Linked DNA regions of Homo sapiens: region 1 is linked to region 2. A link is a loop called in an ENCODE intact Hi-C map of the cell type or tissue named here. Cell type or tissue: K562. All regions are shown on one strand. Links, peaks and the distances in the headings refer to the core of each region. The heading gives the core; the rest is flanking DNA.

Region 1 (12,923 bases), core at 2,020-10,019, 66 kb before region 2:
AGTAGAAAAATATAACAGGCCCATAACACACAATTCCAAAATCAAAACAATTCTGAAAACAAAGTTATTGCTTTCTTTAAAGCTTGGGGCCAAAATTAATCGATGGAGGCAAATCTAACTTGAAAGGATACGAAGCTATTTATAGTCTTTACATATCCCATTTAGTGTGAACAGTCACACACTCTGCTGCAGAAATATTAATGTGTCTGATTTTGGCGTTATAAGACAGATACCATATTACCTTTCTAAAATCTGGAAAGTTCAGAATTCTGAACCTTTTTTTTTGGAGATGGAGTCTCGCTCTGTCACCCAGGGTGGAGTGCAGTGGTGTGATCTTGGCTTACTGCAACCTCCGCCTCCCAGGTTCAAGCAATTCTCATGCCTCAGTCTCCTGAGTAGCTCTTGAGTAACAGGCACATGCCACCATGCCTGGCTAATTTTTTTGTATATGTAGTAGAGACAGAGTTTCGCCATGCTAGCCAGAATGGTCTTGAACTCCTGAGCTCAGGTAATCTGCCCACCTCGGCCTCCCAAAGTGCTGGGATGACAGGCGTGAGCCACTGTGCCCGGCCTGAAACATTTCCTAACACTTTCTAATAAAAGTAAATAGATTCTAATGGTAAGCCATATGAAAAAACTAGTAAGAGTAGGAAGACAAATTGAGAAGCACAAAGAAATAGTGAAAATGTGAGGTGTAAATTTAGAAATACAAGAACATGAATAGAATAGAGAAATGTAGGTCAGGATAGGAAATAATAATTTCTTTATTTTAAAGATGAGGAAACAGAAGCTCAGAGAGCTGAAATGACTTGCCTAAGGTTACACAGCCAGTGAAAGAACTGAATCTGGGACCCAGATCCTTAATTCTTCACCAGCACACTTTCTACTATCCTGACATCTGAAAATATCTACAAGGGAAAAAAATATGAAAAAAATTGTATAAACAGAAAGACAAAGAAACATGTCCCTTTATTAAAGAGAAAGGAAAGCAGATAATAGCTGATAAACTGCATGAAACAAAGCTCCTACTAACTTGACCTCCAACAATTAAAAGAATAAAGAGAAAGCCCAACAGTAGACACAAGGGCAAGGAATTAAGAAAAAATAGAAAATTCAGCACAAAATGATTGACCTAAAACATTCACATTGGCTGGCCCTGAAAACTTTCATTCTCCAATATAATAAATCAATCAACAGAAATGACTATATTAAATGAGTTGCCTGCAATCACGGTGCAGTCAAGACTTTACATAAGAGAATGTAAAGCGTTGAAGATTGTAAAAGGGCCAGTTTGGTGTCATGTTTTAAAAAAAGCAGAGAGAGGATGTAAATTAAAGACTTTCAAAATTTATTCTAGATCTATGAAAAATAATCACAAAATCTACTGTAGTCACATACAGAACAATAGACAACATGCTTTGTGAAGAACGCGTCTGGTCAAACGAATCTTATTCCCTTCTTTTAGAGTGACGGACATAGTAGATCAAGGAGAAGTAATCTAAATAACCTCTTAATTTTAGCAAAGTTTTAGATTTTAAGTTTACTAAATATTTATATGATCATAATATATGGAAAAATACAGTCTGAATCCCATAAGGGGGCATTTAACTCTAGAGAGTAGAATAATTATCAATGTATTAAGTGTTAACACAAGGAACCATGTACTATTTATTTTAGCAACAGCTGGTGACCTGGTCAGTTAGTTAGTCCTAGTTAACATTTTCATCTCTGATCTAGGCAAAGGTATTAGGTTTATTAAACAGCAATTGACACCAAAAAATGAGTAAACGCTACATCACAGAAAAAAAGTCACATTAAAATGAAAAAAAAAAAAAAATGTGGTTAGAAATGAACTTCAGACATCAGGGGAGAAAAAACGCCAAGAAAATACCCTAAGACCTAGATTATGAATCAGCAATGCCACACTGCCCTTTAAGGCAGAATAATGGAAAGTCTAAAGAAGGTTTTCAGAAGGTATGAACTGTGATTAAATTTATTACTATCTTATAGAGATGGTTTGAAGTTCTTTGTGATTTAATTAATCAAACTAGGTGAGCGGGCTACTGTTTACTTACTTTGCCTTTCAGGCTTGTGACCCAAAAGATGGCCTTTCAGAACCAGCCAATTAATCACCTACCTTCAAGAATAAAATGAAAATAAATTAAAATAAAATTGTAGCAGGCTTTGAAAATGAGAAGATAGCTTATTCTGAGAGGTAACGATATCTAAGTCCAGTTTTAGGTGGGAATCAAATATCTGGATGAGTGGAACATGGGAAAATTTTATATACATTCCTGAGTTTGGTCTTTATTTTGTTTTTTATTTTTTTGAGATGGAGTCTTGCTCAGTTGCCCAGGCTGGAGTATGGTGGTGCAATCTCGGCTCACCGCAACCTCCGCCTCTCAGGTTCAAGCGATTCTCCTGCCTCAGCCTGCTGAGTAGCTGGGACTACAGGTGCGCGCCACCATGCCCGGCTAATTTTTCTATTTTTAGTAGAGACAGGGTTTCACCATGTTGGCCAGGCTGGACTCAAACACCTGACCTCAGATGATCCGCCCACTTTGGCATCCCAAAATGCTGGGATTACAGGAGTGAGCCACCATGCCTGGCCCTGAGTTTGGTCTTTAAAATGTGGTTTTAGGCTGGGCACAGTGGCTCAGGTCTGTAACTCCAGCACTTTAGGAGGCCAAGGCAGGAGATCACTTGAGTCCAAGAGTTTGAGACTAGCCTAGGCAACACAGAGAGACCCCATCACTACTAAAAGGAAAAAATTAGCCAGCATGGTGGCACATGCCTGTAGTCCCAGCTACTCAGGAGGCTGAGGTGGAAGGATTCCTTATGCCTGGGACGTTGAGGCTGCAGAGAGCTGTGATCGTGCCACTGCACTCCAGCCTGGGTGACAAAGTGAGACCCTGTCTCAATAAATAAATAAATAATCAAAGTAGAGTGAAAAATATAGCAGAAAAGTACTTAAAACTCAAAATCACAAATTCAAAATTCTTAATTAGGAAGGTTTCACATTCTGGGTTTTATAAAGAAAAACATGGAGGACTTAGCATTCAGAGTAGAGTCAAGATTTACAAAGAAAAATTAGAGTAACCAATGTCATCCATGTATTTGGTCAATGAACATGTACTGAGTATCTTTTTATGTACCAGGCACTGTTGCTAGACAGCAGAAGTCTTCAAGCGGGAGAAAGAAAGGCTGGGAGATTATTATACCATATTATAACAGGATGATATATAGATTTCAATTCCCATGCTAATTCTGATAAATTGGCAATGGTCATGTCAAAACTCACCAAGAAAGAATGTCATGACTGATTTAACAATATCTGCCACTTGTAATGGATGGAGAGTAGCAGTATATAATACGTATTTGTCATTACAAGCTCATATTATAATGAACATTAAATTCTTAACAGTCATATCAATAATCATATCCTGAATTTGTAAAGCACTTTTCCAAACATTTTTACATATGTTAACTTATTCTGTGCTCAAAAAATTCTCCATGATTAGGTAGGCTGAGGAGTACTTTCGCTTTGCTGGAAACCAGGGGGCACAGAGAAGTATAACTGACTTGCCCATGGCCACGCAGCTAGTTAATGGCAAAAGCTCTATTAGAGCCCAGATTTCCTCATTTCTAAACAATCTGCCCCTAATCTTTAGCGTTAAAGTTGTTAGAACAAAATAGTATGCAGATATTCTCTATTTCTACTAAGGAAAAAACAAGAGGACACTGGTTTAAACTATCATGCAGATTTAAGTTAGACCTAAGGAAGATTTTTCTGACAGTGAAAAGCTGCTAACCATTGGTACAGATAACAAAGAAGCTTGTCATATTTTGTTCCTGGAGACTTTAAAAAATGTTTTATGTAAGTTTTTTTTTCTGGGAGAAAATGTCAATAACTGCAAAAGTCCTTTAAGGGGGATTACAGTATTACAGAAGAAGCATGGGTTTTAATCAGCGGTACCTAGATTCAGATGCCTTCTCTTTCAGTTTACCAGCTGGGTGACCTTAGGCCAGTTTAACTTCTCTGGGTCAGCTCTAAACTCAAGATGGTATCACTGGTCACAGAGTTATCATAATGCAATATCATCATAACCTGTAAGTTATGATGGAGTTTCCTTCCTGTCCTTTTAATCAACAAAAACCATTTATGGTTTTTAATCTTAAAATCTTCAGAACTGAAGTGAGAGGAAAAACAACTGCTTAAAATACCTAAAAGAGGAACATATTTTCTTCCCTACTCAAGGCAGATTATCTTCACTAGACTGTAAGGCTTAAGGAGAGGAACAAAATCTTGCCATCTTTCTAATTCTCCTAAACAGGGAACACAGTGCTCTGCACAGGGCAGGTGCTCAGTGAATGCCAAATGGAGCTAACAGATGATTACAGGAATTTTAAAATAAAAAGAGTAATGACAAAAATATGCACTGAAATCTGTGCTGGATTCACCATATAATGATATTTCTATTATTACTAACAAAAACAACAGCAGCTAACACTTACCATATAACTCATTATAGGCCTATAGAAACAGGAGCAAGAGAGTACCTATGGTTTTTTGAAGATGACTAAGTATCCTTCATGGATTAACTTGCTTGAGCTCTGTTTAAGGATGAGAAAACAGGCCTCCAGAAAGTAAGTAAGTTACTTACCTACCCTCTCAAGGTCACACAGACAGTAAATGGCAGACCTAAGATGTGGACCCAGGAAGTGAGATTCCAGAGTCTAATACCTAAAACAGTAAAGTTTCCACTGAAAAAAAATATTTAAAGCCTGGGCTCCATGCAGGCAAGCATATAAGTATCTGCCCAACACAGAAAGATGCCAGAAAGAAATACATCAGGAAATCTTCCAGATGCATTTCCTCAGATATAAAGAATGGTAGCACGCTGGAGCATAATAAAGAGTCCTCATAATCCATACAGCCTCAGCACCAATAGGTAGGAGAAACTTATCACAGTGGGTCTCTATTCACAAATAAAGGCCTTCTTTAGAAAAGCAATAGAGTACCCGCTTAGTCAACAGAATCATTTTTAATTGCATCACTGAAATGTCCTTTGCATAGCCAGACATTTAAAACAAATACTTCAAGTGGAGCTGCATGCTGATGCACCTAGAGAAAGAAAAGGGAATACTCAAGATGATATCCACGCAAAACCACTGCTGCAGGATCTGTAGAGATACAGGTGATATACACCCACAGAGAAGCATGATAACATGGCAAAGGGAGTCATATCCCCTTTTATAGATATCACTGTTATCACACAGAAATCATTTTCTTCAGAGACAACCAATTAACAAAGGGTTAAGGACACTGTACATTCATCTTTAATCTAGTTCTGTTATTGCCATCTATAAAAACCCAAGGAATCCGGTTATGTTTCTATAGTCTGTAGGAGGCCTTTGAGTAAACAATGATTGGAAAACATGGAAACTGCCTCATTATAATCATTAAAGTTTCAAAAATTAGTTGGGTTCAACTCTGAAACTCTAGCACCTGCCATGACACACTCTGTCACTGGTTATCTGGCCAGTGCAGCTGGGAGTCCGCAAGCTGCCTGCTATCACTAAAGCAGAGAGGACAGGACGTATTAATGGCCTTGTTAGACCAGCAATAAACAAGGAGTTTGAAACTTCAATTCGTTTAATGGAAAAATGAAGTTACTTTTCGGTAAGTGGAATTTTCAGAATAAATTGCCTTCACAGATTCCAGGAATTGTGGGCTAAGGCAATGAGACTGTCTAAAGCCTGAAGGTTGATAAAAAGTACTTAAGTGCCACACCAGAGTCCCAAGCCTTTACATACAATTCAACAGCCTGTAGAGGAGAGAGAGATTTTAACTTCAGCTCCAAACTATAAGAAAGAAAAACTCTGCTTGTGGATCAGGGGAAATATTTTTCTGAGAACTCTTGGATACTGGAAAATAATCAGAAGACAGGTAAATCTAGATGTACTCTAATGGAGCCACTCAGGACTGTCTTAAAAAGACAAAAATACCTCCTACAGTTGTTATCATCAACGTCAGTTGCTGGCTTTTCCTAAATTTGTCTTCTACCTCAGATCTAAACCATTTGATAACATTAGGGCAATATCATGGCAATCGTGGCCCAGTAAAACCATAGCAAATGTTTTCTCCCTAGGACACTATCTGTTTTCACAGGAAAATTTTTCTCATAGAAAAACTGTAGGAAAAGCCATGGATGAGCTGAGAAGACCAAACCTATCTCTTGGAAAACAACAGTAGGAGCGTGGATTAGAATGTCTTGGTGCGTGAAACAGGCAGACAATCCTGAAACATCTTCTCCTGGACGTAAGGCATGAAAATTTCTATACACTTAGGAGGCTTCTAGGAAACAGAAACGACAAAAATGGAATGGGCTTCATTCATTTTTTTTTAAACACATGCCTTACAGTGAGTTCTGAAGGGCCTAGAGAAGAACACCACCCTTTCAGCTCACCTCTGGCTTCTTGCAGTTTCTTGAGCTCTGCTTCTCGTTCGGTTTTGCTCTGCTTACTTCGAACCCCAAGGGCACTGATGACTAACCTTCTGGCTAGGGCTGCTGAAGTCTCAGGACGCTCCTTTGCTGGCTGGAGGAACTCTGAATCGAAGAAAGGAAGGGAGTAGGAAGGAGTCAAGAAGAGAGAGCACTCTAGCTTCAAGTGATTTAACTCAGTAATTAACATACAAAATAGACTAACAAGGGCTGCATCAGCAGTAATTAATACAAGTCTGATAGATGATGATCAGAGGAAATTAACATGGCAAAGCACAAACAACCCTGGCTTCATTATCTGCATTAACAAAGTATCTTACAGTGACTCTATCAGGCAGCTAAACACAGAGGTAAACTAGGTAGGGATGTCATCAGAAACTGATTGCTGCATTGCCTGCAGTTAGTTCTCACACACTCCAAGTGGCTGCTCAGATGCCATATTTCCAACATGGTCATTTCCCTTTTATTTATTTTTTCTTAAAAACATATTTCTTTTAACACTAAAAATAAAAGTGATATGTCTTTAGATGTCTGGATGCTATAAAACTTCTGGAAAGAACAATAATACCACCATCAGCAAGAAAAAAACCCAGAGATTATAGACTCACCAGCATAAGCTCTAGCTTTGGCCTTGGCTGCTCTTGTGGCCTGTGACAAGGGACGAATCTTCACCATGGTGTGTTTAATACCCAACGCATCACGAGCTGCAAAGAGGAATAAAAGGAAGCAGAAGACATGAAGTAGAGTGATGCAAAGGAAAAACTAGGGATAGCTCTTAGTATTTCCTAGATGTTATGCTTTTTTTTCAAAGCAAGCAAAAGAGACAGATCTAAAGATCAACGTGGCAGTAATTATTTTAGATCAGGTATCAGCAAACTATGGCTCCATGACCAAATCCAGCCAACCACCTGTTTTTATATTTATTTACAAAGTAATTTTATTATTTTACTGAAGCAGAGCCATGCCCATTTGGTTTGTATATTGTCTATGGCTGCTTTCTTGCTCCAACAGCAGAGTTAAGTAGTGACAGAGACCTGATGCTCCACAAAGCCTAAAATATTGTATTTACTGTTTGGTCCTTTATAGAATAATTTTGCAGATCCATATTCTAGGTGGTTCAGATAGGAACTAACGTTTCAATATCTCTATTTTCTTTGAATGCCTCTGCATCAGATCTATCATGAGGCCAATGGTATATGTAAGAAGGCCCAATCATATATTCAGAGGGTATGTATTATAATTTCTCACTAGACAGGTTAAAGGGCTAATTAAATTCACTTGTCTAGGATGGAAAAAAAAAATCACCAATATTTTAAGAGCCCCATTGGATTCTTCAATCTCTACCTTAATCTGTTTACGTACTATCATGACAGACAGTTATGTGTACAAATAACCTTGGAAGGTGTTGACTCTATCTCTCCAAATACCACTGGACTAAGGTGAAAGGTGAGAATGGGTACCAAAGTACCTTACCTCAAAAAAACCACTAACTGCCCTATTACCTACACTGGCTGAATAAGATGCCAACTTGCTCAAATAGAAGGGAAATAGAAAAAGTAGCATGAGAAAATGAACAATAAGAAAGGAAGATTGAAAGCCACTGGGTGAATACCTGTAATTGGACTGGAGAATACTCCTAGGGCATGTGTATCATCCACCCATTTAATATCAAATCCTTTCTTTCTGCAACACAAAAAAACAATTTTATTTCCTAAAATAAAATTTACTTTTATGAAACATCTCACAAATAGAATCTCATAAAGCATTTCACAAGATAGAAACACTCAACGAGTGCACAGGTGGAATGGGGATAATGACACAGAAAACAGTTTGGAGGACAGAAGAAGCCATTGAATTTTAAAAGCAATAATACCATCATAAACAAGTACCCAGGAGTATTTTACGTTCTCAGCCATTTTATAGACATCAACTAATTAATCCTCACAAGTCCCTTGGGGATGTAAAGTATTTAATGCACTATTTACAAGAGATGTTCTTATGGGCAGGGAATGAGAAGAAATGGAAAGAGGAAGCAGAGGAGGGGTAGAATATAAGAGGAGTAGGTAGGCAGGGAAGGTCACCTGGATTTAATGCAAATGTAAACTCTGTCCTTGAGGACAGAGACAGAAAGAGAAGAGAATGGGGTAGGGGAGATTATACTGAAGATGTTATTCAATTTTTTTAAAAAAGTCAAGTAACGGGGAAAAAAGGGGGCAACTATAATCAGAGAGGCTGATCTATTCTTCACTTGTTGCAGAAGGGAGGTTAAAAAAATAAGAAAAAATTAGAAAGAATTATGTGGCAAAGTCAGAAAAATTAAGGATGAAAGGAATCATGATAAGAGAAATATCAGACCAGATTAGAAAGCATCAAAAGAATGAACATTTAAGTACTAGAAAAACACTTTTATTTTGGAGAACAACTACCTAGTGAGCACAAGGAATGTCAGGATGATGACATAACAGTTATATTTTTCAGCTAAGAGCTTAAAAATGCTCATGGACTCAGGGTTCTGCCACCTTGAGACCCTGGGCAAGTTTAACCTCTCTTGAAGCTAGGTCGGCTCCTCTGTAAAAATGAAGAAAGTATGTTCCCCACAGAGTTGTTGTGAAAATGGAAATGAGATCATCCATGACAAGGCAAAGAAGATGGTGTTGAGCACTTCATGGGCATCTAATAAATTAATGGTGTTCATTACTTTTATTATTAATAGCAATGTTCATCAATATTAATATTTTCATTTTTATAAATCACAGATGGGTTCTAGAGGGCCTTTTATACTTCAAAATTTCATAATCCTTTAAAATTTTTCTCTTTGGGGAATGTTTTTGAATTTGATAGAAACATGGTCCTGCAGGTGAGATTATCAAGAAACAAAGCAAAGGGAAGTAAATAGTTTGTAAGAGTTAATTGATCTTCAAGAAATTCTAGACATCAACAAAATGATCCTTAGTTTTAAGAATCATCATTATTTATGACAGTCTAAGGTAGTTCTAACAGGATTTGATCCCTCTGACTGCTTTTAAAAAATCTATTATGAATTTTATGTTGAACAGGTTCTGATACTAGATTTTAACCTAATTCTAGTAAGTAAGACTGACCTACACACTATACATTTAAAGTTTATGGCAGAGATTAACTGTCATCCAGGATCCATTCACCCTTTCTTTCTGTTAGTTATAGAACTGATGCTCCCCACCGAATTAAGTTTAACTGATTAAACAAGTACATGGCTGCTAGTTTTGCCTGTTCTAGAACTTCATATGAAAACAGAACACTTCTTTTTATAAATAAAGTTTTAGTTTACAGCCATGCTCATTTATGTATTGTTTTTGCTTGCTTCTGTTTAACAATGGCAGAGTTGTCTAAAATATTTACTTATCCTTTAAGAAAAAGTTAAGGGCTATACCCTGACTTATATAGAATCTTACACATTCAAGGTGAATTTTAAATTTAAATTTGTTATATCACACTACAGACCTGGTTCATTTTAAATATCAGGACTGAAACATTAAAGTATAATTCTTCTTGATACTGACTTTCTTCCAGACCCTGAAAATCTTCTTAATAACTTTCTTTCTGGATTATCATCTCTTTATTCCTGAAGCTTATTTTTTTCTTATAAGCTAAATATACAAAGGTATCTACTTCTAACTCTTTTAACTTCTCCTATATAAGTATCAGCTATACACATACCAAGGGTTAGTGCAAGTGTTCTCAAACCCACATATATCAGTGTGAGTTGATATTTTCACCATGGAATTAAATAAAATTAAACCAATGAAACAGGAGCAGAGCGTAAAAAAGAAGAGTTATTTTGTCTATAAAAACTTAGTTGAGGCCAGGCGTGGTAACTCACACTTGTAATCCCAGCACTTTGGGAGGCTGAAGTAGGCGGATGGCTTAAGTGCAGGAGTTTGAGACTAACCTGGGCAACATGGTGAAACCCTGTCTCTACAAAAAAATACAAAAATTAGCCAGGCATGGTGACACACACCTGTGGTCCCAGCTACTTGGGAGGCTAAGCTGGGAGGATTGCTTGAGCCCAGGAAGTCGAGGCTGCAGTGACCCCAAAAGAAGGCAAGAAAGAAAAAGATAGGACAAATAAACACATAAAGATGGCAGGCAATCTGACAATACATCCAAATATATCAACAATTACAATATGTATTAATGGACTAAATGCACCATGAAGTCATCACTGATGACAGTCTTCTTAAATGCTAAAATGGGGGCTAGAAAGGCTACCTGACATTTTTAAGGAACTTAGAACAGTAGTTTAATATAGAAAATTTCTACTGGACCTGGAAAAGACAATAAACCAGCCTGATGCTAAAATATGAAAAACGGGATATAAAAAACAAGAGATGATTTCTCAGAAAACATTTTTTAAAGACTTCATCTCACCCTCCCTAACATCCACAATCATTTGCATACTCACTGATAACTGCAGAAAACCCGTAGAAGGTCTTCAGTATGAAATTCTTGGGGAAAGTCATAAATTTCAATGACATGTGGGAATTCACAATCACTGAGGTCAATATCAGGAACTTCATGATTGTAGTAATCAGATCTAGGTTCCTGGATGCTCTCTCTGCTCTTGGTATTCCCTGATAACTAGAAAGGAAGAAGCACGTTAAGTGCCGGTTACATTAAACCTGGTTATTGTAAAATATATTCCTATATATAAACAATCCTCCTCCCTTTCTCTACATGTTCCCATTCCTCAACCTTTGGCATAGTCTCTGTATTAATTCTACTCACAGATACAATAATGATCAGGTGCTTATCGCCCAGTTTATACTATACATATGGAACTGTTGAAAAAGTGTTGAAATTCCAGCAGACAGGCAATGCATGAAACTCAACTTGCATCTCTAACCAGCACACGAGAAAACACAGACTGAATACTGTTGTGAGTTATAAATGGCACATCTTGGAAAATGAAGCTTAGATAATAGCTGAAGAGATTAATTAATAATATTTGTTTTAATTGAGCTTACTGACCAGGCTCATAGTTTCTTTTCTGGAAGTGAACAAAAATGAAAAAAAGTTTTTAAATAAAATTCAAAAAAACTTTTTTACTTCACTTTTTGTTGAATGTATTAAAGGGTGAGGAGACAGCTTACAAAGGCATTTGTTAAGACAAATTAAGTGGTACAAGTAGTTATACTTAATGTCCTTAGCATGAGACCTACCTTAAGGAATGTGCATATAGCAGGCTAGTGAAGGAATTAATAAAAGAGGTAACAAATTAAAATTCTACCGTCCTATAAAAAAAGCTGAACTTCACACTGGAAGCAAAAGAAACAAAACGGGAAAGTGGAAAGCGGCAGCAAAGCCATGACAGTCATTCTGTCATTCACCTGTTATAAAACCTAGACACTGTTTGCGTAGAGGGAAATTTATAGCACTAAATGCCCATAAGAGAAAGCAGGAAAGATCTAAAATTGACACCCTAACATCACAATTAAAAGAACTAGAGAAGCAAGAACAAACACATTCAAAAGCTAGCAGAAGGCAAGAAATAACTAAGATCAGAGCAGAACTGAAGGAGACAGAGACACAAAAAACCCTTCAAAAAAATCAATGAATCCAGGAGCTGGTTTTCTGAAAAGATCAACAAAATTGATAGACCACTAGCAAGATTAACAAAGAAGAGAGAAGAATCAAATAGACGCAAAAAAAATGATAAAGGGGATATCACCACCGATCCCACAGAAATACAAACTACCATCAGAGAATACTATAAACACCTCTACGCAAATAAACTGGAAAATCTAGAAGAAATGGATAAATTCCTCGACACATACACTCTCCCAAGACTAAACCAGGAAGAAGTTGAATCTCTGAATAGACCAATAACAGGATCTGAAATTGAGGCAATAATTAATAGCTTACCAACCAAAAAAAGTCCAGGACCAGACGGATTCACAGCTGAATTCTACCAGAGGTACAAGGAGGAGCTGATACCATTCCTTCTGAAACTATTCCAATCAATAGAAAAAGAGGGAATCCTCCATAACTCATTTTATGAGGCCAGCATCATCCTGATACCAAAGCCTGGCAGAGACACAACAAAAAAAGAGAATTTCAGACCAATATCCCTGATGAACATTGATGCAAAAATCCTCAATAAAATACTGGCAAACCGAATGCAGCAGCACATCAAAAAGCTTATCCACCATGATCAAGTTGGCTTCATCCCTGGGATGCAAGGCTGATTCAACATACGCAAATCAATAAATGTAATCCAGCATATAAACAGAACCAACAACAAAAACTACATGATTATCTCAATAGATGCAGAAAAGGTCTTTGACAAAATTCAACAACCCTTCATGCTAAAAACTCTCAATAAATTAGGTATTGATGGGACGTATCTCAAAATAATAAGAGCCATTTATGACAAACCCA
Region 2 (12,923 bases), core at 2,463-10,462:
CCTGATAAATGTTATCTACAAAAAAAAAGCAGAGCAATAAAAACCTATAGTTTATATTATACTTGATGAAGAACCAAATGCTCTCCCCGTAAGATGCAAAAATAAAGTAAAGATGACCACACTTGTCACTTCTATTTGACATTAAAATGGAGGTTTTAGCCAGTGCAGCAAGGCAGAAAAAAATATAAAAGACATCCAAATTGGAAGAAAGAAGTAATACTGTCTTTATCTGCAGATGACATAATCTTCTGCATAGAAATCCCATAGAATCTCTAAGAAAGCTACCAGAACTAAGTAAGTTTAGCAAGGTTATGAGGATACAAGCAGTTCTATATTCTATCAATGAAAAAAACTGAAAATCGAAGAGTATCATTTACATCAGCACTCAAAAACATGAAATGCTTAGGCATAAATCTAACAGAGTATGTGTACAATCTATGCTGAAAACTAAAATACATTGATAAGACATCAAAAATCGAAAGAAAGATCATAAATGAGATGCCTCAATATTTAAGATATCAATTCTCCCCAAAATGATCTTTAGAATTAAATCAGAATCCAGAAGGACTTTCTACAGAAATTAAGAAGCTGATTTTAAAATGGATATGAAGAGGCATAGGAACTGGAATCGCCAAAGTAACTTTGAAAAGGGATGAAGATGGAGAACTCACACTACCTGATTTCAAGTTTACTATAAAGCTACAATAATCTCAGGTAAGTGTCACATTGGAGAAAGGGTAAACATTTAGATGTATGAAACGCAGTAAGAGTCCAGAAGAAGACTCACACATATATGAACAACTGATTTTCAAGAAATGTATAAAGGAAATTCTATGAAAAAAGAGAGTCTTTCCAAAAAATGGTGCCGAAACAAGTGGAAATTCATTTGCAACAAAAACTGTATCCATACCTCACACCACATATAAAAACTAACAAAATGAATCACAGATCTAAATGTAAACCTACAATTTTAACACTTCTATAAATAAATATAGAACAAAATCTTTGTGATTTTTGGTTTAGCAAAGGTTTCTTAGATACAACATCAAAAGCATGACCCATAAAATAAAATAATTTTTAAATCAATAAACTCGACTTTATCAAAATTCAAACTTCTGCTCTTCAAAGACATGTAAGAGAATTTTAAAAAGCCACAAACCACAAGAAAATATTTGCAAATCACATCTGATAACTTTCATCCAGAATCTCAAAACTCAGTGTCAAAAAAACAACAAAATAATTTAAGAATACTTCACCAAAGAAGATATAAGGATGGCAAAAAAGATGCTCAAAATCATTTATCATTAGAGAAATACAATTCCAGTTACACAACATCCTGGAAAATACAAAACTGTAGAGACAGAAAACATACCACTGGTTGCCAGAAGCTTGGGGTCAGGTAAGGGGCTGACTATAAAGTGACAAGGGAATTTTTTGGATGGATGGAACTGCTCTCTCTGCATTTTAATTGTGTGGGAGTTACACAACTGCATGTTTGTCAAAATTCACAAAATGTACTCTATGAAACGTGAAGTTTGCCATATATAATCTTAAGTTTTTTAATGAAAAAAATGACATCTCTTTAAAATTCCTGCTAAAATACAGCTGACAGCACTGACCCTTTAATTTCTGATTCTTGGCTTTAAAATATGCCTGTCTAGTAGCCAGGAAATAATCAGTATAGCCTTAATGAAGTTATCTGTAAGACTGACGGTTTCTTTCTTAAATCTTGAGGCCATAGTCTTTCCCAATTTAATTCTGCAGTCATTACTTAAAACTTCATTGACTTACTCAACTTTGCACGCGTTAACGATGAGAAACTTGGTCTCCTTTGACTGTCAACTCTATCATCTCTTCCATATATAACCGAACTACACAATCCTTTGCACTGCACTCGGGTAGATACAGAAAACTATATTTTTAATTTGAACGGTTTTATTTTGAACTACAGAGGAAAAGAGGGCTCCGAGAATGCCAAGGTAATCTGGCAATTCCAAATAACATTACGAACATCAATATGTAAGAATTTTTTCTAAAATACATTTTTTTCTAGACTTTCTCACTCAAAACCTTAGATTCACCAGAGCATACAATATATAAACTAGGCTTACCTTGCATTTAAGATTTTCCATGATTTGGTGTCAATCTACAATTTCAATAATACTTCTATCATTCTCAGACACAAAGTCTCCATTCTGGGCAGGATGGCCTCATTGTCTGCTCCTTCCAACTTCTGAAATGCCCTCCTTGATAATGTCTAACGCCCTCCTAAATGAGTTGTGTTTAAACTGAGACATCTCATTGTTGTTATATCACTCTCATTATATACTCCTTTATATTCTTATTCAACTGTTTCATTTATGAATGCCATCTCACACTCTACAAGTTTCTTGAGGGCAGATAGTATCTTTCATATGCTGCTTTTATCCCTGGGAATACAATAAATATTCACAGAAAAATTAATGTAAGAACTGATTTTAAATTACTTTAGATCTTATACTAATTTTAAATTAATTCAATAACTTCCTGGAAGTTTATTTTGTACTTTGAGAAACGGAGGCAACGGGCACTAGAATTTGTTCCCTGAGATCTCAGCCCAATTCATCTTCGTATCTCCAGAGCTGAATACAATGCCCGACACATGAAAAACATTAAAACACTTAAATAGTTAACTAAATTTCACTTTCTAAGGCCACAGAGTAAGAAATGGAATCCTGAAGTTCTAGTCCAATTCTCCCAAGATTGTATTAGTACTTTGAAATGTTCTCTAATTTCTCATATTTGTTCACATATTCTCCCTGAATATACTACAAGTATAGCAAACATAAAAGTTGTTCTATCTCCTCTTTTTAAAGCTCAAAAAGCAACCATTACAGTATTGAGTGCAGGCATAGCAGGTGGGCAATATTCCTATCAGATTTCTTAAAAAGCAACATACACGCAGCTCACAGACACTTCTCTGCCCCATGTAAAAACACGTTAGATACTCTTCCTATTGGGAAGATTTATTTTTCATCATCTTTGGCACAAGTTCTAGAATGCTATCTGCCAGGCCCCATGCCCCAATAAATATGCATCCACAAGCAATTATGGAGATAGATAGCTTATGGGGAGGGGGCACTATTTGGTCAGGTCCCAATGCTAACCTGTGGTTAGGGGGAAAAAAGAGTAGGGGGAGGGGTGTGGCCCTGTGATTAATCACTGCCCACTCTGCTTAGGGGTATTTATCACAGCCCGCTGTCAGGTAAATCACTGGAAAAACACCTCTTCAGTAATTAATGCGAAGTGACGGATGGACAGCCCCTGGGCCCATTAATCAGGAACATCAGCAGCCTACTGAGATTATGAATGTCAGGATGCATAAACTGCCGGTGGATCAATAGGCCCAGGAATTCATCCAAGGCTCTCATTTCCGAAGCATCTCCGGTACATTAGGCTCCCTCTACCCCTCCCCCAGTCTGAAGTGAAAAGCAAGGTTTCAGAACAAAGAGCAGGAGCTGAGGTCTAAAGTGATCAGTGAGAGAAAGCAGTCAAGGAAGCTGGCTATGGCTAGGGATGGTACCAGGACAGGCAACATGAGCACAGAGCTACACTAAGAGGCTCTCTCAGAAGGCTCAATGTTCCTGCAAAAGAACCAGGAAGACATGGTACACAACCAATTATTCAGAGCCTAACTGTCCATTTTAGGGATCATCCATTTTCTTGCTTCGAATTTTTTACCCATTTCCCCATCTACATTTTCTTTCCTTTCATATTAGCACCACCAAAGAGAGAAGAAAGAAATAAGAGAATGAAAATTCCATTTCTGCAACCTAACAATCTAGGTAAAAATTTTGATTTAAGAAAAACAAGAATTTATATAAAATGAAATCAGTAAATTACCTTTACCTCATCCCTAAGTACCACAATGACAGAATTACTGTAAGTACCCAGAGTGTTAAGCAAAAAAATTCCCCACCGAAAGGGTCTGCTCAACTTGTAAAATTTTTAGTCTGGAGCTGAAAGACTATTTCTGTCTACTTGTCATCCCAAGTTTAGTCAAATTTTGTATGGGAAGTAAGCTTGGGCTACAGCCTCATACTGAATACATACTAGGCTGGCAGTGACGGGAAGGAGACTGCACTTGCTGCCACATCCCGCCAAACCCCAGTGCTGTGCTTTGTGGTCAGACTCAGGCCAGGGCTGCAATTGTTGGTTAGAAAGTATTTCAGAGTTACGGCTGCCTGTTCCGCTAAATCTCATTTCATCCTACTGATGGATGGATGGACAGATGGCTGCCTGGTGAAAGCAGCATTATCAGCCAGCTTCTATGGAGCCTCCAGATGATGGATAGCCCTCTTTCTACTTTCTCCAAACCACCATCGATCCAAGCCATATTTCAGCGGTCAGAAGCCCAGTAATATTAAGACACACAATCAAGTTAAGTTACTTGCAGTGTAAACCTCTAGAACAGAAATCCTAACACCTCAGCTTTGCTGTCATGAACCACGCTAAAAATGTTACAGTTTCATTCTTTCTAGCTGCTAACCCAATGAATTCCAACAGCTCAAGCCCAAAGGGAATAGCTGGGCTCCATTCCTAGCAGCTACTTGAAAAGCTAGTTTGCCTGCCAAATTTTTTACTAGCCAGTTCATTTCTGTGAAATGAACTCTGCAGCAGTAGTGAGCGGATCTGTGAATACGTGTATATCCCGTGGAGTGTAAAGCTATTAGAATCATCAAACAACCTAGAGTTTGTCAGTGATATAATCACTAGCCTCAAACATGTGTAGAGCCTTAGACATACCAAATAGACCTTTTCTACCAACACCAAGGATAGCGATTAAAACTAGGACAGATTAAAATTATCTTTTGAACATAATCCTAAAATGTTGTTTCTACCCAGTCAGCCTGACTGGCTTCTACTCTCTTGCATACATATTAAACATAATAGTAAGTACTAATCCTTGCCTGCTTTCACAAGCACACTTCTGAGTCCATTTGCTCTATCACATTCTAGACACTCATCTCAGCTTGTCTACCGTGCCTTTCCTTGTTCCTTCCATCTTATCATCCTGAGCTCTCAGACAGCAACTTGGACTTGTATAATCGAATGTTGTGTCAAAGTTATTTCCACTGGTGTGGCTGGAAGAAATGGATTCTGACTCCAGCTTCATGACATAGGTTCCCAGAACCTACATGCTCTCTTTTGCTAAGCTTACTTATCCCCAAATGACTTCTTCTCATAATGTTTCACTATTAACTATACCCGAAATCAGCTTGGCCTGGCTCCTCCTAGTCTTGGCCCCTCTTGATTGAACCACTGCTATCCTGAGCCTATATTCACAGAGAATTAGTTTGTATTTGTTTATGGGGCCAAAAAAATGCCACGGTGGAGCAGTAACTGTCTTTCTATTTGATGTCATGATAGTTTACTTCTTTAATATCTATGCCTTAACAACATCTAGAGCTCTGTTTCTATCAAAAAAGAACATGCTATTGTTTAAAGATACTACTTTATTAAAGTGTTGTATTAAGAATAGCACTGCCCTTCAAATAAACATTAAAGAATTTTTACAGAGCCTTGGAATTAGACTTACCGAAAGGGATTGTATAGGTCAGAATTCAACATCCTAGTTTTTCAGATAAAGATACTGAGAATTCAAAATTGTAATGTCTGTGGTTACACAGATATTAAGTGGCAATGCAAGACTGGAACCTTGGTTACAATTATAAGGGCTGTGCTCACGCTACTATATTTCTCAGACATTCTGTTTTCATCCTTGGAATTTCAGAGAGAGTGAAGGCAATGAGGGTTAAGTGTTGTGTGCATGCCTATGTGTTTTGGGGAAGGAAGGTGGCCACAAATAATTAAGTGTGGTGACCTATATACTATTGTGCTTCCCATCAAGGTTGCCCATAGGTCATCTGAAAGCTATTCACTATCTTACAGAACAAAATTGGATGAATAGCTGACAATTAGATACCTCTATTCCTTTCTTCTCCTTTCTTTAGTATCTGCCCCAGCCCTACCCAGAAAGTTTTAGAAAGATAATAAGTGAAAGCAGAATCAGAGAGCAAGAGGCTCTATGACTTAACCTAAATGAACAGAGGGTCAATGTGTCCTCTTCATTTCCAAGAATGCCACATTCTGGTCAAATACAGAGCACAACTTCAATGACTGGACTTCACCCTCTGGTGGCCAAAATGTGTCACTACTACATTTCCCAGTTTCTAAGCCACCTGCATACCTATCTTCAAATCTTATAGCTGAAGCCAGGCACAGTGGCTCACGCAGGCAATCCCAGCACTCTGGGAAGCCGAGGTGGGAGTACTGCCTGAGGCCAGGAGTTCAAGACCAGCCTGGGCAACTTAGCAAGACTCTGTCTCTAAAAAATTAAAACAAGATAAAAAATTAGCTGGGAACGGTAGCACATACCTGTAACCCTCACTACTTGGAAGGCTGAGAGGGAGGGAGACTGCTTGAGCCCATGAATTTGAGGGTGCAGTGAACTATGATTGTGACACTGTACTCCAGCCTGGGTGACAGAGCAAGACCCAGTCTCAAAACAAACCAACAAAAAGCTTATAGCTGAAAAGAGCCTTTGAAAATCATCTGGTTGAGGGATTTATCTAAGACTATTAGAGTGGTAGTAACTAAGACCAGAACCCAGATTGTCTATCAACTAAACTAGCAGTTTTACCACCATTATAGCAGTATTATCAGTTTTCCACCGAGTATATGCTCACAATATATGCTGAGCAAAGTTTAATCAGGAAGTTAATTGTGCTGAAGAAATAATCACATAATGCACATCAAATCCAAATATATTATCCACACTAATACTCATTACCATTAAGGATAAATGATCAGGGTGATTTTTCCATCCCATTCCCCCAAAAATGTGCCTCATACACTGGACAAGACTTCTACTGTGACTATTCTTGGCACAAGAAAAAAACTTCAAACAATTCCCAAAAAAAAGCACTCACTCCAAAAAAAAAAAAAAAAAAAGGTTGTGTTAGGTGAGTAATAAGGAATGACAATTCTTCGAGCTGTTAGTTTTACATATTCCCTAAGCTCATATAAAGGCTGATTTATTTGCATTAAGCAAATACATTTTAGAATAACTAGTTTTGTACACTCATTTGCAAAGCTATCTTAAACCAAGACAAAGATTCTTATCTTTCATTTTAAAAAGTCTTTTTATAGTTTCTACTTAGTTAAGAAAGAACTATTAAGCCATGCCCAAGAGAACAATGACATATTTTTCAAAATCTGCCGCGATGAACCATGTCTAATTGTGTTTTCTGTTTCATTACAGTTTAGGCCCTACAAGCAAAAGTGAAGTAGTGGTAGAGCAGTGATTTAGTAGTAGTAGAGGAAGAGAAAGAAGAATAATCAGCTACCATTTACAGAGTGCTTACTACATGACAGGGACTGTGGTAAACATTGTATATACATTATCTCATTTGGTTCCAACTATAGTACTAAGAGATAGCTATGATTATCCCAATTTTATATAGGAGAAATCTGAAGCTTAAATAACTAAAGATCACACAACTTCTAAGTGTTGGTTAGGATTTCAAAGTCCCTGCACTTAACTACTAGACTAGACTGCCTGATATTCAGCAGAATGGTCTCACAATGATGCATTAGTTTCATAAATATTCACAATTTGCTTAGAATCCATGTAACTGCAAAACAACCAAAAAGAGTTCAAAGACTGCTGCCGTAAAAGGAGAAAACCAAGTAAGATAAGAATGAAAGATCTTTAATGCTTTCATGGCATGCCTATTTCCAATAACCTTCCAGACTTAAAAAGGCTGACAATAATTCACTGTTGTCTCTGAAACTTCCTCATTCACCTTGCCTCACCCTCAAAAGCCATATGGTAAAGAACCTCACCAGGTGTCAGGAGAGGAACACCCTCTCTTCTATTCCGCATAAGAATAATCTCTATACTTCTTCCTACCAACTCCTCCAAGCATTTGAAAATGCTGCCCTTCTCTACTTTCCTTCTCCAGAGGCACATTTCAACATGGGACCACCAACCAGTGAAACTGGTAACACAGTTCTCACCCTGGCAGAAGCTCAAAGTAGAATGTAGAGTATACGTTCAAATCTTGGGTCTAAAACAGAAGAAACCTGTACATCAAATACCAACTGCAGATGGTATTTTCAGATGCAATCTTAAACAGAATATAATACAGTATTTTAATATTAGTCTGCCTCTGCCTTGGACATTTATATTTACTGCCTCTGCCTCTCTGCCTGCAGCTGGACAAAGAATACAGCTTGCACAACTGGAAGAAACATTTCATGAAAAAACTGAGTATCAAGACAACAAAAGATACAAGATACATGATTCCAGTAGGATCTTGGAGGTCCCAAAATATATAAATAAACTGGCATGAAAAGGTCTTTCTCACGACATAACACAATTCATGCCCCCAGCTTATTTTATACTACACTGGCTATAGTCGTCATGCATCAGCACCAACTGATTTCACGCTTTATAGGCTGGGAAACAGTCCGCAGCTTAGTCTTTTTCACACTCCACTGACAAGGTAACCACACAGCTCACCGACTTAACTGCTCCAAGTTTAATGTTAGCACCTATTATTGACCACCTCAAAAGGCAGTCAGATAAAAGCTTTAATATACCGAACAATGGCAATATAATATGTAATACAAAGGTAGAGAGAAAAGTTTGCTTCCTACTCTGCATATGTAACTGGCGGTAGGGGGCAGGGAGAGAAGAAAAAAACTCCCTCTTAAAACTTCTTTCCCTCAATACACATCTGGAGGTTGGTCTGCTTCTACAGTTATTTGAAATTAGTTCCTCTCCTGGGTCTATTCTGGGTTTAACTGACATCCTATAGTTGACAATAAAGGAGCTCAAATGGATAAAGCTTTGGGGGCTTTACCTCAACCTTGACATGCATTAAACTTGATTTCTTTTCCTCTTTAAGATTCACAGAGTAAAGCTAATAAACCACTGGGTAAATTTTGAAAGTAGAAGCCACCAGACTCAATCTCAGCTAAGTGTCATATATGTTATCTCATTTTATCCCAACTACAATACTAAGAGGTAGCTATTATTATCCCAACTTTACAGATGAAAAATCTGAAACTTAAGTTACTTAAGATTACACAGTTTCCAAGTGCTGGATAGGATTTCAAAGTCCGTGGATTGGATTTCAAAGTCCCTGCATCTAACTACTACTGTAAGACTAAAACACATATCTTCTAAAAATTATGTTGGGGTAAAAATGCATAGCCCAGAATGCTAGTCTGGCTACAGCCAAAGGTTCATTGTAGCAAAGCTATTTATTTTGTATGTATGTTTGTAAAAATGCATAGCACAGAACAGTTTAATTTTTAAAATACCAAATCACAGTAACAACAAAAATGAATACTTATAAATGAGGTAGAGTCTGTCTGTTAGAGAAATAGCTACAGCTCCGTATCTATCACCTCCCTCCTTGGAGCTATACCAGCAGGTGTGAAATGTGCCTGGTGAGAAACTGAGAAACCAAAAGCAAGTTTCAGGCAAAGAAAACATTAACAAGTTAATAAATTTAAGAGTTTCTCTTCTATGCAGTTTCAAAGTTTATTCATTAGAGTTCCAAGAATAACAAATAATTACAATACAGTAAAATCTTCAAAGCAACGTTACTTTAAGGAACAGAATGCCTGTACACAGGGCTACAGAAGGCTTTCAAGAAGAATCATGTCCTGAACGAACATGGCTCAGGTATTTAAACTGAATTCTTATCTAGTATTCTTATGATACAAAGAGAAAGATAATTGTTAAAGATGGGTAAAAGCTAACAATAGGCAATGGCATTTTTTTTTTACCATCAAATACTTATTAAGTGCACATATTGTATTGACATCACTGCTGGGGTAGTAGAAATTATAAAGTAGGGGTCAGGCGCGGTGGCTCACGCCTGTAATCCCAGCACTTTGGGAGGCTGAGGTGGGCAGATCAGGAGGTCAGGAGATCGAGACCATCCTGGCTAACACGGTGAAACCCCATTTCTACTAAAAATACAAAAAATTAGCCAGGCATGGTGGCACGCACCTGTAGTCCCAGCTACTCGGGAGGCTGAGGCAGGAGAATCGCTTGAACCTGGGAGGCAGAAGTTGCAGTAAGCCGAGAGAGTAAAAATGAAGCTTCCCCTTAAGATGTCTCTACCTAATTGGAAAGATTGTTTTAATGTTGTTTTAAGGGAATATATGTCTCTAACTACCAAATAAAGAGAAAAGCAGTAAATGATAGAAACCAGAGGAGAAAAATATCACTAAGGGCTTGGAATGGGTGAGGAAAATGTCATAAAGTGGGTGGAACTGAGGCTAGGCCTTTAGAAACAGATTTAGAAGTTCAGACACAGAACTGAGGGGAGATATTACAAGTGGAAAGAATAGACTCAACATGTGAAGACGCAAAAAGTCAGAGTGTTATTTTGGAGACTTACAGAAACTGGTTGTCTTAGTTCATGCTGCTATAACAAAGTACCACAGACTGGGTGGCTTAAAAACAACAAAAATTTCTCACAATTCTAATAGCTAGAAGTCCAAGATCAGGGTGCCAGCATGGCCTGGTTCCGGAGCAGGCCCTCTTCCAGGTTGCAGTAGGTTGATTTCCCATTGTATTCTCATACAGCAGAAACAGAGCAAGCTAGCTCCCTGGCTTCTTCTTGGTTTGTTTGTTTGATTTTTGAGACAGAGTTTTCACTCTTGCTGCCCAGACTGCAGTGCAATGGTACAGTCCTAGCTCACTGCAACCTCCACCTCCGGGTTCAAGTGATTCTCCTGCCTCAGCTTCCCAAGCAGCTGGGATTACAGGCATGTGCCACCAGGCCAGCTAATTTTTTGTATTTAGTAGAGATGGGGTTTCACCATGTTGGTCAGGCTGGTTTCGAACTCCTGACCTCAGGTGAGCCACCCGCCTTGGCCTCCCAAAGTGCTGGGATTACAGGCATGAGCCATCGCACCTGGTCCCTGGCTTCTTCCTATAGGGGAAGCCATGTCATTCATGAGGGCTCCACCTTCATGACTAAATTACATCCCAAAGGCCCCACCTCCAACACCATCACATTGGGGACCAGATTTCAACATATGAGTTTAGGGGGAACACAAACATTCAGTCCCCAATATTAGTCTGGCTACAGCCAAAGGTTCATTGTAGCAAAGCTATTTACTTTGTATAACTATTCTCATACTGAAAGAAAGAACTGAACCATAACTTGCCCACATTAAATTCCACTCCACAATCCAAATAATATCCAGAAATTCTTGTCTTTGATGTCTGACAATGCTTGCTATAAAAACAGTAACAGCGGATAGCATACGTATCAAATCAATCCAATAAATAAATAACAAGATGTACATTTGTCTGAGATAAAGGCCTAGCCATTGTGGATCTAAATATGGTAACTGGCCTTACTACTACTATAATAATTCCTGGAAAAGATAAGCCCTATCCCCATTACCCTTACCTTTATAGTTTCATTTCCTGGTATGATGTGGTATTTCTAGTCTCCTCAAAAGTTTTAATTCCATCCAACCCATACTTTCATCAATAGAACATAGAACCTTACAGGGTTTTTTGTTATTTGATTTTTTGAGACAGAGTCTCATTCTGTCGCCCAGGCTGGAAGTGCACTGGCGCAATCTCAGCTCACTGCAACATCCGCCTGCCTGGCTCAAGCAAGGAATAGCTTGTCTCAGCCTCCAGAATAGCTGGGATTACAGGCGTACACCACCATGCCCAGCTAATATTTTATATTTATAGTAGAGACAGGGTTTCCCTGTGTTGGCCAGGCTGGTCTCGAACTCCTGGCCTCAAGTGATCTGCCCACCTGGGCCTCCCAAAGTGCTGGGATTACGGGGGTGAGCTGCCATGCCCAGGCAACTTTACAGTTTTGATGACAGAATCAATAACACCTTGAAAGGAAAGGTGAAATACACTATTTCCACCCCACCTTCTAGCTGTTTATTTCACAGCTGTATTAGCAGAACCCAACAACTAAAACACCTTCCATTCAAATTGCCCACAAAACTTAGAAACTGCTCTGCTCTTCTCTCACTTCTTCCCCTCCCCACCTCCTCTAACTTACACACAACCACCTCACTCTGCTGTCCATCTTCCCCAACTGCTGCCCAACAATTCACAGGCTGTCACAGATTGTCAGCACTGCATCTGGGGACTTGAGAAGTACTCTTGTGGGACAGCACAGTGTGTTAGTACAGCATTTTCCCAGACACAGTGTCACTCTTTATAGCCAGCTGCAAATTAGTTTCTTCTTAAAAAAAAAAATAATACTCCTAATAAGACAGGTACAAGGAGATTTCAAATAACCAAGATTAAAACTCACTTTGATTTGCTCTGAGATGTAGGCCTTTTCAGTCATCCACAATGAAATCCTATGCTTCTACTCACATGAGCCATGCAAAACATCCAGAAATACCTAAGACAGTATTCTGATGCTGACAAAAGCAAGAAGACTAAGAAAAAACAAATCTAAGGATAATCTTGTTCCTCTCTTTTTTCTGTGCCTATAGTTCCTCATCCCTGGATTCTATTTGAGACTAATTTGTTTGAACTCAGCTCTCAACATCAACATTTATTTCTCACTGTGTTTAGCTGCACAAAACTATTTAAGAGAAAATTCGGCAAATCACCATTATCATGTCATAGTTTCCATCCAATTTTTGCAATGTGCGTCAGCAGCACATGAGTATATTTATCTTCTGACGGTTGCTGTGACCAACCCTCTGGTTACCCCTAAAGCTATCACCCTGCACATCGGCTGGCCCATCGTCACTGGCTACACAGGAGAGTCAGAAGCTGGAATATACTCAAAAGATCATCATTAGATGTGAGTAAGAAAGCCTCTCACAAAACAGCAGGTCATATCAACTTACTAAATCTT

The links. A loop is a pair of places that touch in the nucleus more often than their neighbours do. Peaks named below come from ENCODE experiments on the same cell type or tissue, not always from the same donor. Only the 100,000 strongest peaks of a DNase experiment are listed, where the experiment ranks them.
Region 1: it touches region 2 in a loop (3.0-fold over the local background); 3 of 110 quality-filtered maps call a loop at or near these places.

What each region holds. Positions count from the first base shown.
Region 1 is chr10:98,229,712-98,242,634 of GRCh38, reverse strand. It overlaps R3HCC1L (R3H domain and coiled-coil containing 1 like), which reads right to left. Exons shown (of 10, transcript NM_001351015.2): 6 at 10,948-11,123; 7 at 8,119-8,189; 8 at 7,115-7,210; 9 at 6,471-6,611. Among named protein-coding and RNA genes, the nearest start is that of LOXL4, 32 kb to the left of the region's middle. In K562, for the core only: no CTCF peak of the experiment used is centred there; a DNase peak (open chromatin) is centred at 5,554.
Region 2 is chr10:98,163,955-98,176,877 of GRCh38, reverse strand. The region is part of intron 4 of R3HCC1L (R3H domain and coiled-coil containing 1 like); the gene reads right to left. Among named protein-coding and RNA genes, the nearest start is that of R3HCC1L, 36 kb to the right of the region's middle. RefSeq lists enhancers at 3,110-3,611, 6,227-6,276. In K562, for the core only: a CTCF peak has its summit at 6,175 (motif pointing left); a DNase peak (open chromatin) is centred at 6,167.